Regions from separate parts of the Homo sapiens genome. Here region 2 is linked to region 1. The links are chromatin contacts, found by Hi-C or POLR2A ChIA-PET in ENCODE. All regions are on one chromosome and are shown on one strand. Each heading gives the region's core, a stretch centred on a gene start or an enhancer-like site at or near the end of the contact. The rest is flanking DNA. Distances are from core to core; before and after follow the strand shown.

Evidence for each region. A loop is a pair of places that touch in the nucleus more often than their neighbours do. ChIA-PET counts read pairs that join two places held with the same protein, here RNA polymerase II (POLR2A). Pooled maps may share reads with other maps.
Region 2: a loop to region 1 is called in a map of heart right ventricle, with 2.3 times the contacts of the local background. The contact joins two enhancer-like sites. A Hi-C loop is called at or near these places in 11 of 168 maps with a recorded cell type or tissue (B cell, CD14-positive monocyte, GM12878 and 6 more), 13 of 37 single-sample maps with no recorded cell type and 8 of 50 pooled maps. POLR2A ChIA-PET finds 5 or more read pairs at or near these places in 18 of 52 experiments (B cell, CD4-positive, alpha-beta memory T cell, GM10248 and 10 more).

The regions. Positions count from the first base shown.
Region 1 is chr6:401,973-406,479 of GRCh38, forward strand. It overlaps IRF4 (interferon regulatory factor 4), which reads left to right. Exons shown (of 9, transcript NM_002460.4): 8 at 3,046-3,158. Among named protein-coding and RNA genes, the nearest start is that of IRF4, 12 kb to the left of the region's middle. RefSeq lists an enhancer at 2,998-3,117. Within about 2 kb of position 2,884, at least 4 of the 41 ENCODE cell types and tissues checked have a DNase peak (open chromatin) inside an H3K27ac peak, as active enhancers do.
Region 2 is chr6:207,896-212,385 of GRCh38, forward strand. No RefSeq gene overlaps it. Among named protein-coding and RNA genes, the nearest start is that of LINC03066, 4.7 kb to the left of the region's middle. RefSeq lists enhancers at 1,316-1,365, 2,177-2,376. Within about 2 kb of position 1,681, at least 2 of the 41 ENCODE cell types and tissues checked have a DNase peak (open chromatin) inside an H3K27ac peak, as active enhancers do.

The DNA.
Region 1 (4,507 bases), core at 1,634-4,133:
GTCCAGGTGGACCATGGCTCAGGCTGTTCTCTTGCAATTCTGGTTTTCAGCAGTCGCCTCTTAAAACAGTTCCATTTCATTGCACTATGATCTCGACAAATACGTCTGCTGATGTGGCGGCTCTTTTCAGGTTCCCAGAAAAATCATAAAGGTTGGAAGCATATTGTTAACATTCTTGGTTGTCAGGTGTGTCACCCTCATGCAGATGCTGGCCCACGAGTGAGACGGAGGGTGGAGTGGACTGTACTGGTTTTGCACAGGAGAAGTTATAGGAGAGTGCTATAAGTTGGCTCTGTGATATGAACATTTCTAAGCATATTTTTCAGAACCAGTGAGTTTTGTTTTTCTACCTTGGATTTCATGACAATTCAGCGAACCTCTGGCTGGCTTCTGTGAAGCCCCTCGCCCTGTCATGCTGGGCTTCCTCACTGGCTTTGTGGGGCTGTCCAGGTGGAGGGAGCCTCCCGCGTGGGAGGGAGCTGCTCTACCCGCCACTCGCCACCCCACCGCCAACTCTTCCTCTGCCTTTTCCCAGTCCTGTCCCTTCCTGAGCCCCTTCAGAAACTCCTGTGTCTTTGATTTCTCATGTGCCTCCCCTTTTCTTGAATGTGCTTCTTCATTCAACTTATTTAAAATAAAAATATGACACGTCTGTGTGCTCTGGCACTGTTGACATGTGCTCGTACTTCTGGGTGTAAGTGACCCAAGTTTTTGTAAGCTCATCCAGATTTTCTTTTGGTGCCCAAAGCAAATATGTCCCCAGATAACTAAGCTTCAGGCCAGGTGTGGTGGCCCATGCCTGTAATCCCAGCACTTTAGGAGGCTGAGGTGGGCAGATCACTTGAGGCCAGGAGTTCAAGACCAGCCTGGCCAACATGGCAAAACCCCGTCTCTACTAAAGATACAAAAATTAGCTGGGCGTGATGGTGGGCGCCTGTAATCCCAGCTACTCAGGAGGATGAGGCACAAGAATCGCTTGAACCTGTGGGAGGCGGAGGTTGCAGTGAGCTGAGATCGCACCACGGTGCTGCAGTTTGCAGGACAGAGCGAGACTCCATTGCCCCCCGCACCACAAAAAAATAACTAAGCTCACACAGAGGCTGACCATAGGAAGAGGGAGAACTGTGCTGGTTCCCCGAGGCGGCGGCAAGTGAGGAAGTCACCTGGGGCTGGACACCTCTCATTCTAAGGGCAGAACCATCCCCAAGCCCTGGCCAGGGCGGTCCCATCCTTCTTGGGGTTGGGCATGGTGTTCATGGGGGACCAAGGAAATTGAAGGGCAACTGGGGGGACCCCCCCTCCCCTGTCAGCATCTCCTGTGTCTGCCTTGGGATCTGGAAGAGCTCACATGGGCCAGGAAGGCTAAGGCCCACTGGGCCTGGATTTCTGAAGACTCTGGACCTTGGTGCCAGTGGATTCAGAAGATACCACAAGGTGAGGGCTTTCTAATGAAAGTGTCACAAGGAACTGGCACTGGCTTTTCTGAGTGCCTCTTGCTGGGCGTTTTTAGGGAGGTAGAGCCCCCGTGGTGACTAAGCTGGAAGGTGCACATTGAGTCACAGGTGCACTGCGTGAGAGACAGCACAGGCAGGGGGTGGACGCCTGTGAGTGTCCTGGGGCTGTAGACTTGCGCGACTAGAACTTACTATTAATCTGTGAGCAAGAGCTGGTCTTGGCTTTCATTCCTTCCTCTGTAACCAAGGGCTGTGCTCTTTGCCCACTGCAGCCTCTCACCTCAAAGTGTTCACTGAGGTTCAAGGAGGATGCTGTGAACGTAAAAACTGCAGCTGTGCCAACCAGCTTCTGCATAATTAAGGATTCCCACCAAACACTCTCATGTTATCTAGGGTTGGAGCCATGCTTTCTCAGAGAATTGTGCCAACTCGCCATTCTGATTAGCCTGTGTAGGTGTAGTCTCAGATCACGGCAGTGTGAATGTATTTTACAGATTCTGACTAAGTCATTTGGGTTTGATTTGAATTCTGGAAAAAAAAAAAAGCAGGAAGTCAAATAGTCCTGTAAGTTAGCTAGAAACTTCTGTTCAGTTGAAGAGAACAGTGGAGATCTTTGATATCTTCCTATTCAGGTCTGCACAGCACTAGGGACAGCCCCCAGGGCCCGGCCCGAGGGTGTGTATCTGATAAGGACGCGTCTGTTCTGCAGAAGCTGTAGCGGCTCCTGTGTCAACTCGTTTCTTTTGCGGGCGTGACATTTTATTGTAGCTACAGGCAGAAGATTTGTCTTGTGTACAGGGGAGGGAGCATGGGCTAAAGTCAGGGGATGGGCACTTGTCTTTCCAACAATGTTCCAGTCCGTTTTGTATCTTTTGGGTAGGTGTGGTGGCTTCAGGATGTACATGTGTATATCCACAAGCGGGAGGCCAGGGGGGCTGCCCCACTCCTGTTCTCAAGTCAAGTTACTGTTCCATCCCTGGAGACAGGCAAGAAGTCTACTCAGAGTTACACAGTTCAGGCATAGTGACAGTGGGACTCAGCTGCCGATGGCTGGTGCTCAGTCACCACGTTGACGTTACATATTTTCTGTGGTGCCTGAGTTACGTGGATGTCCGCAGTAGCACAGATACTGGATTATGTGGGCTCTGTAGTGAGGGGATGAGGTTTTAAAATGATCCTGGGATGTCGAAACATTCTGATTTTTTAAATGAAAACTTGTCCATGGCATAAATTGGTCTTTTGCCATTGCGTGACTACGTTTCTTGTTCTTTATCTCCCGACTTCACTGTGGTCTACTACCTTTTGAATCTTCGTGGGTCCAATGCTGCAAAGCAGTGTTCTTTAGCTGTCGACTAGTTCCTCTTGAAGAATCGAGGGAGACCGAGGGCCCTGGGGGGAAAGCACCCAAAGGAATGCATACATGCTATTTTGTATCTGAGATGTTCACATCAAGAGCCCCACTCAGCGGAGTAAGAGTGCTCATTCCTCTTGCAGTGTTCAGAATCACAGTAAGCTCTTGCTTCCTGTTTAACCTGGTGTGTTCGGTGATGAGGGTTTCTGAACATGGTCTCTTTCTTGTGGGCTTCTACAGAGCTGCAAGCGTTTGCTCACCACGGCCGCTCCCTGCCAAGATTCCAGGTGACTCTATGCTTTGGAGAGGAGTTTCCAGACCCTCAGAGGCAAAGAAAGCTCATCACAGCTCACGTGAGTCCTCAGTTACACTCCTACCATAGTGGCTTCCTGTTCTTTGTAAAGGCCAGAGTTTCATTTAGAAAAGTCCCAAATGAAAAGTAAATGTCAAATGACCTGGAAAAATAAGCGTAACCCTTAAACTAGTGAGGGAGGAAGCATGGTCCAACGAGCAGCACAGTCTGAGGACTCACGTGCTCCTCCCAGACTTGAGATCTGCTCATCAAAGAACCAGGGAGGACAGCCTCAAAGGAGGGTGCCTCTTTCCCCATCTTTTTTATTTTTCAGGAAAGTTGTCGTATTTCCATTTTATAGGGATTGAAAAAGATTGATGGTTAAAGTTGCCCTTTAAAATTCTCCAGGTTAAGATTGCTGTAAGAATGCTATCTAGCTAGTGGATCTTCATTCAATGGAAAAGCTTTTCCCAAATGAGAAACTATCCATTCCCTGGAGGCATTTTGTAGGTCTCTGCAGCTGTGTCCTAGCACCTCTTTTATTTCTGGAATTTTAGAAATTATTTAATTATTGGGCATATGATATTTGAAAGAGGCTGAATCTTTCAAGGAATTCAAGCAAATCAGACCCTCTCGTAATGTTCTCTAGCATAGCTCAAGATGGGTTCAACTGTGGCAAGTAACACTAAAAGGGTAGGGTTAGGATTAGGGTTAGAGTTTTCTTTTTTATGAGAAAAGGTTTCCATAGATAACATGAAGCATTAATTTGCCATGGGAAACAGAATCTTGAACCCTTAAGACTTTTGAATTTGAAAACTTCACATTGCTACATACTTGCAAGCATTATTAACGGGCTTGCATGCTGAGCAATACCAGGTAAAAGTTACACCCCCTAACATCAAAGTTCTCATCATGTTCTAGCTCTGATGCTATTTCTCATTGAGAACTGAAATGAAACATGGTTTAATCTTGAACATACAACCCCCCTTCTTGATTTTAAAAACAAAGACCAGCCAACCAACCAGTATATAATCCCATAGACTCAGGAGTTTTCTCATGAGTTCTCTCCAGTGATTGACTTAATAATTGATATGATTGTTGAAATAATAACTGATACATTGTTAACAACAGGAATTGCTAAATGACTAAATAAACTTGGCATTGATAAGCAGCATTTAAGAAGTTGATGATCGGCCGGGCACAGTGGCTCACGCCTGTAATCCCGGCACTTTGGGAGGCTGAGGCGGGCAGATCATGTGGTCAGGAGTTCGAGACCAGCCTGACCAACATGGTGAAACCCCCTCTCTACTAAAAATACAAAAATTAGCCGGGCGTGGTGGTGCGCACCTGTAATCCCAGCTACTCGGGAGGCTGAAGCAAGGGAGTCACTTGAACCCAGGAGTCAGAGCT
Region 2 (4,490 bases), core at 431-2,930, 200 kb before region 1:
CATGAGCCACTGCTCCTGGCCATATGTCCAGGTATTTTTAAATATAAAAACAAAATTTGGCCAGGTGCAGTGGCTCATGCTTGTAATCTCAGCACTTTGTGAGGCTAAGGTAGGCAGATCACCTGAGGCCAGGAGTTCGAGACCAGCCTGGGCAACATGGTGAAACCCCGTCTCTACTGAAAATACAAAAATTAGCCAGGCCTGATGGCCCATGCTTTTAATCCCAGCTACTCGGGAGGCTGAGGCAGGAGAATCACTTGAACCCAGTAGGCGGAGGTTGCAGTGAGCCGAGATCACACCACTGCACTCCAGCCTGGGCAACAGAACAAGACTTCATCTCAAAAAACAAACAAACAAACAAACAAAATAAACCCCACAAAATTTAAAATTCTTTGTAGAGTAGAAATGATGCTCTGGGAAAATACCCCCTGGGCAGGTGGTGGCTGCACATCCACTCTGGGAAAGACTCTTCAGCTCGAAGATGGAGACCCTCTTTTCCTGCTCTCACACAACATGGGGATAACGTTGACGCGTTCTTGGTAGGCAGTGCAGTAGGCAACATATCCAGACGCTGGGTGCCAGTGGTAGGCAGGAGAAACCACCGAGTGGGAGCAGATTTTCAGAAAAGGGAAACTAGAAAAAAACTTCCCAGCTGTGTCTCAGACAGGCCCTGTGGTCTGAGCTCCCATCCTTGACAAATGAGATTACTGAATGCGTGTTTAGCAGTTCCAAACGCTATTCATGATCCGACGTGACCCTCTAGTCTCTCAGACAGAGCGCAGCCCTGTTGCACAGGTGTGGAAATGGAAGCAAACAGGGAAGGTAACTTGCTGAAGGTCACACAAGCAGGACCTCGAACCATGGCCCCTAACACCGATCGGGCACTTCTTCCCCTGTTCTGTTTCTCCTCTCTGGGACCTAAAATCCCTAAAAATTCCCTAAAAGTGGAGGTGTGCTGGAAGAGTCACAGATGGCTCTGTTTTGTTTATCAGGAAATTGAGCAAGGTGCCTAACGGAAACCAAAAGGGCACCGGGGCACGTACACATGCCCTGACTTTGTTTCTCTCTTTGGCTGGTGTAACTGCTGCTACATGGACAGCGGAGCACACTGATGACTTCACAAGACTGATGCTGAGCGCCCCTCCTTGCGGCAGATCCTGCACCTCCTTCTTCTCCACACTCACTTGCAGGCATAGGTTGCTGCCTGGCTGGTTCCATGTCACCGGGTCTCTACCCTGAGCCCGTTGCAACACAGTCAGGGCTCCCAGGGTAAACTATGCTGGGAGTCCCCTAGGAAGAAGAAAGGGGAAGGGCTGAATTCTAAAGAAAGCCCAAGACCTCTTCATGAAGCACCTCTCTTTCTCTGCTTTAGAGATTGCCCCAGGGCTGCTGGGGCCGAGCACCAGCTCCCCATCAAGGCCCTGGAGAGGCGCTGGCAGCTTTCTGTCTTCTCTGCAGACCTTTGGTTCCTCCTGCCCCTCGTCCTTGGCAGAAGGAGCCTCAGTTTCCCAGTCTGTAAGGTGCCAATAATCATAAGCTACCTCAATGGTGTTTTCCTTTGAATTTTGAGAATTTTGAGAATGGAAACTTGACTATCTTCATCTCTCTTCCTATACCCCCCATTGACACGTGAATCAGCGTTTCTCAGAATACTGCAGGTTTGGAGTGTGTGTGGCGGAGGAGGGCGGAGCAGCGTGGAAGGTGGAGAGGTGGGCGGTGTCGGGGATATCAGCAGGGCAGTGGGCATTGGAGGGGTGCCCTTGGCCTCAGCCACAGGGCCGTTCCAGAGCCCTGCGTGGGCGAGGCCAGGGCGGCGCGTGATGGTGCCCTCCGAGAAGCACTGGGACCAGCAGGAAAGGCTGCCTGCCGGTGCGCAGGAAAAGGGAAGAGAGCCGGGGAATTGCTTTTTGACCCGTAAGGGAGCGTTTCTTGGTGGATGGGGAAATCAAAAAATTGACTACGGTGTAGTCAGCTACATCGTGTACCAATTTTCAAATACCGGTGAGATCAGTAAAAAGAGAAAGGGAAGGAGATCACAGATAGCATGAAACCAAGCCATCAATAATGAAAGTACCACTGGTTACTGAGCAGCGTCTGCTTCTAACTGACTTTGCTGGGGGAGGGGCGGGACAGGTACAAGCAAAAACAGCAACGACAGCGCAGCAGTTGCTTCATGTGAGTAATAATTGAATGGTACGAGGCTCTTCCACATTCATGTATTGAAGGCCCAAGTGCGGCCAAGGTCTCCCTGGTTCCTGAGGTTTGTTTCATGCTGGGTTCCTTATACTCCAGATGTCGGGAGGGACCCTCAGGGGCCGAGGTGCCCACACCTGTGCTCCCTGCATGACAGACTTCCTGGGGTCTTGGCTCCCAGTCTGTCCTCATCCTCTACACACACCCAAATGTGGAAGTCACCCCCAGCTTGAGTGAATCCCACACCCTCAGACCATTGGCCATGATATTACGTGTGTTGCAAAATATCAAGGATTCAGCTGAGAGGCTCTCGCAGTGGACGGCTCAGAGGCCGAGTCACACACTGCCCAGGCTTTCCCTGGGGGGCCCTGGCCCGGGGGCCCCCTGCCTTAAGATGCCCTTCCTCTCCTCCCTCAGTCTCCCACTGTCTTCAACTCGGGCCCTCACTCTGCTTATCATAGACCCCAAAATGCCTCTGCTCAAACAAATGGCTTGACCTGTTAGCGATATAGAAAAGTGAGCGGATCCTTTGAACATGTTCGTTTCTCCTTTTCTCCACCCACCCTGCGCCGTTTCCCATTTCTCTAAGTGCCTGGAATGTGTGGAGAGTCTCCTGATGATATGATGCCAGCTGTGCCCAGCTCCCTGGAACACAACATAGGGAATTAACCAGTGTGTTCCTCTTTCCTCCGTTAGTGAAAATGAGTACTATTTAATAATGCAGTGACACAGGATTTGTTGCTGTTGCAGCACTTGCATGGCCATGCTCACCTTCACACCACGCGGAGGCCAAAGGCATTGTTCCCTCAGCTGCGGCCCTCTCCCCTCAGCAGCCCTGGCCATTCCACCATGGTGTAGTCCTCCTGCCCTTCTCCATCCTTCTGAATCCCATTCTGCCAGCTCCAGGGCTGCACGCCCTCTGGAATGACCACCCGCAGCTAGCCCAAGCTGCTCCTGCTGTTTATTTTCTTTGCACTTTGTTTAATTATTTCCCACATCTTGGTCCTCTCTCCTTGATTTCAGATGGATTGCTGAAGACAGAGTGTATTTGTGGCTCCGCTCAGGCTGTACACAGACAGGGGCACTCAGCATCCGTGGGTCGTATTTCATTCTAGGGCCAGGAGCGCGGGCTACTGCGTCAGTGGGAAAGACGTGGAGATGAGTTCATATTTACCTATTTCATGGTGAAATCTGCAAGGTCCCTAAGGCAATGGCTTTCTTGAATGGTGACAGCAACTGATGAGTCTGAAAAATCTTTGTGTCTCACTTAGGATTTTTGCACAGCTGGTTTCATAATTCAGTTATTTTGATACAAAAGCGTTCTGCTCTAATTAGTAAAAAAAGACCAGGCGATAGTGTTTGCCTCTTGTTAGGTGGCTGCCCCATCCATGCCTTTCATTTCTGGAGTAGGTGCCCAGGAAATGTTTACTGAGTTGCACCAGTGAATGAACTCATGATGCCGGGATTAGAAGGGGAAGCCCTTGGAGCCTCCTTCTGCCCCAGTTCTCAGCGTCCCTGGTGTTCAGTAAGTATTAGCTGGTCAGTGGAGTGCTGTGAATCTTTCCTCCTCTGGTCTGTTGTTCAGGTGATGGGAGTTTTGCAGACTACAGTGGGGTGCGGGGGGGTTCAGGAATCGGGTGCAGGGGCAGTTATTGTTTCCAGCTGGGTGAACTCCCCGTGGAGAATAGTCAGGGAAACCCTCGCCAGACAGTCTAGCAGATCGAAAGGCTCTTAGCTCTTCAGGAACCCTGTTAGTGGGCAGGGGGCTGGGGGGCAGCACTCCAACAGGAGGGTCCTGTGCTGCCTCTCCTGCATGGCAGTGCCGCTGCTTTACCCCTAAACACTTCTGCACATACTTCCCAAACAAGGACATTCTCCTGCATAACTAACTCCAATACCATTTCACACCAGAGGGCTTTGTGTGCGGCTGTTTTTGGCACAGGAGTCCATCTTCGTGCCAAGCTACATGCCCCTCCCCATTCGGGCAGCTCTAGGCAGGCAGCACTCATTGTCTGTGTGGCTGGACAGAGAGCTGGGACTCCCTAAATCTCTGGGTTCCCAAGAGACAGACCTTCAATGCTCTGAGCACCAATGATGTGGCTGGTTTCCCAGTGAGCTACAGTTTTCTGCCTTCCAAAAAACAGTGATTTAAAGAATGGGTGAATAAGATAATGTAAAATGGTGCAGCCACTGTGGTGAAGAGTATGGCAGTTCCTCAAAAAAGGAAACAGAATGACTGTAGGGTCCAGCAGTTCCACTTCTGGGCATCACACAAAGAATGGGAAGCACAGTCTCAG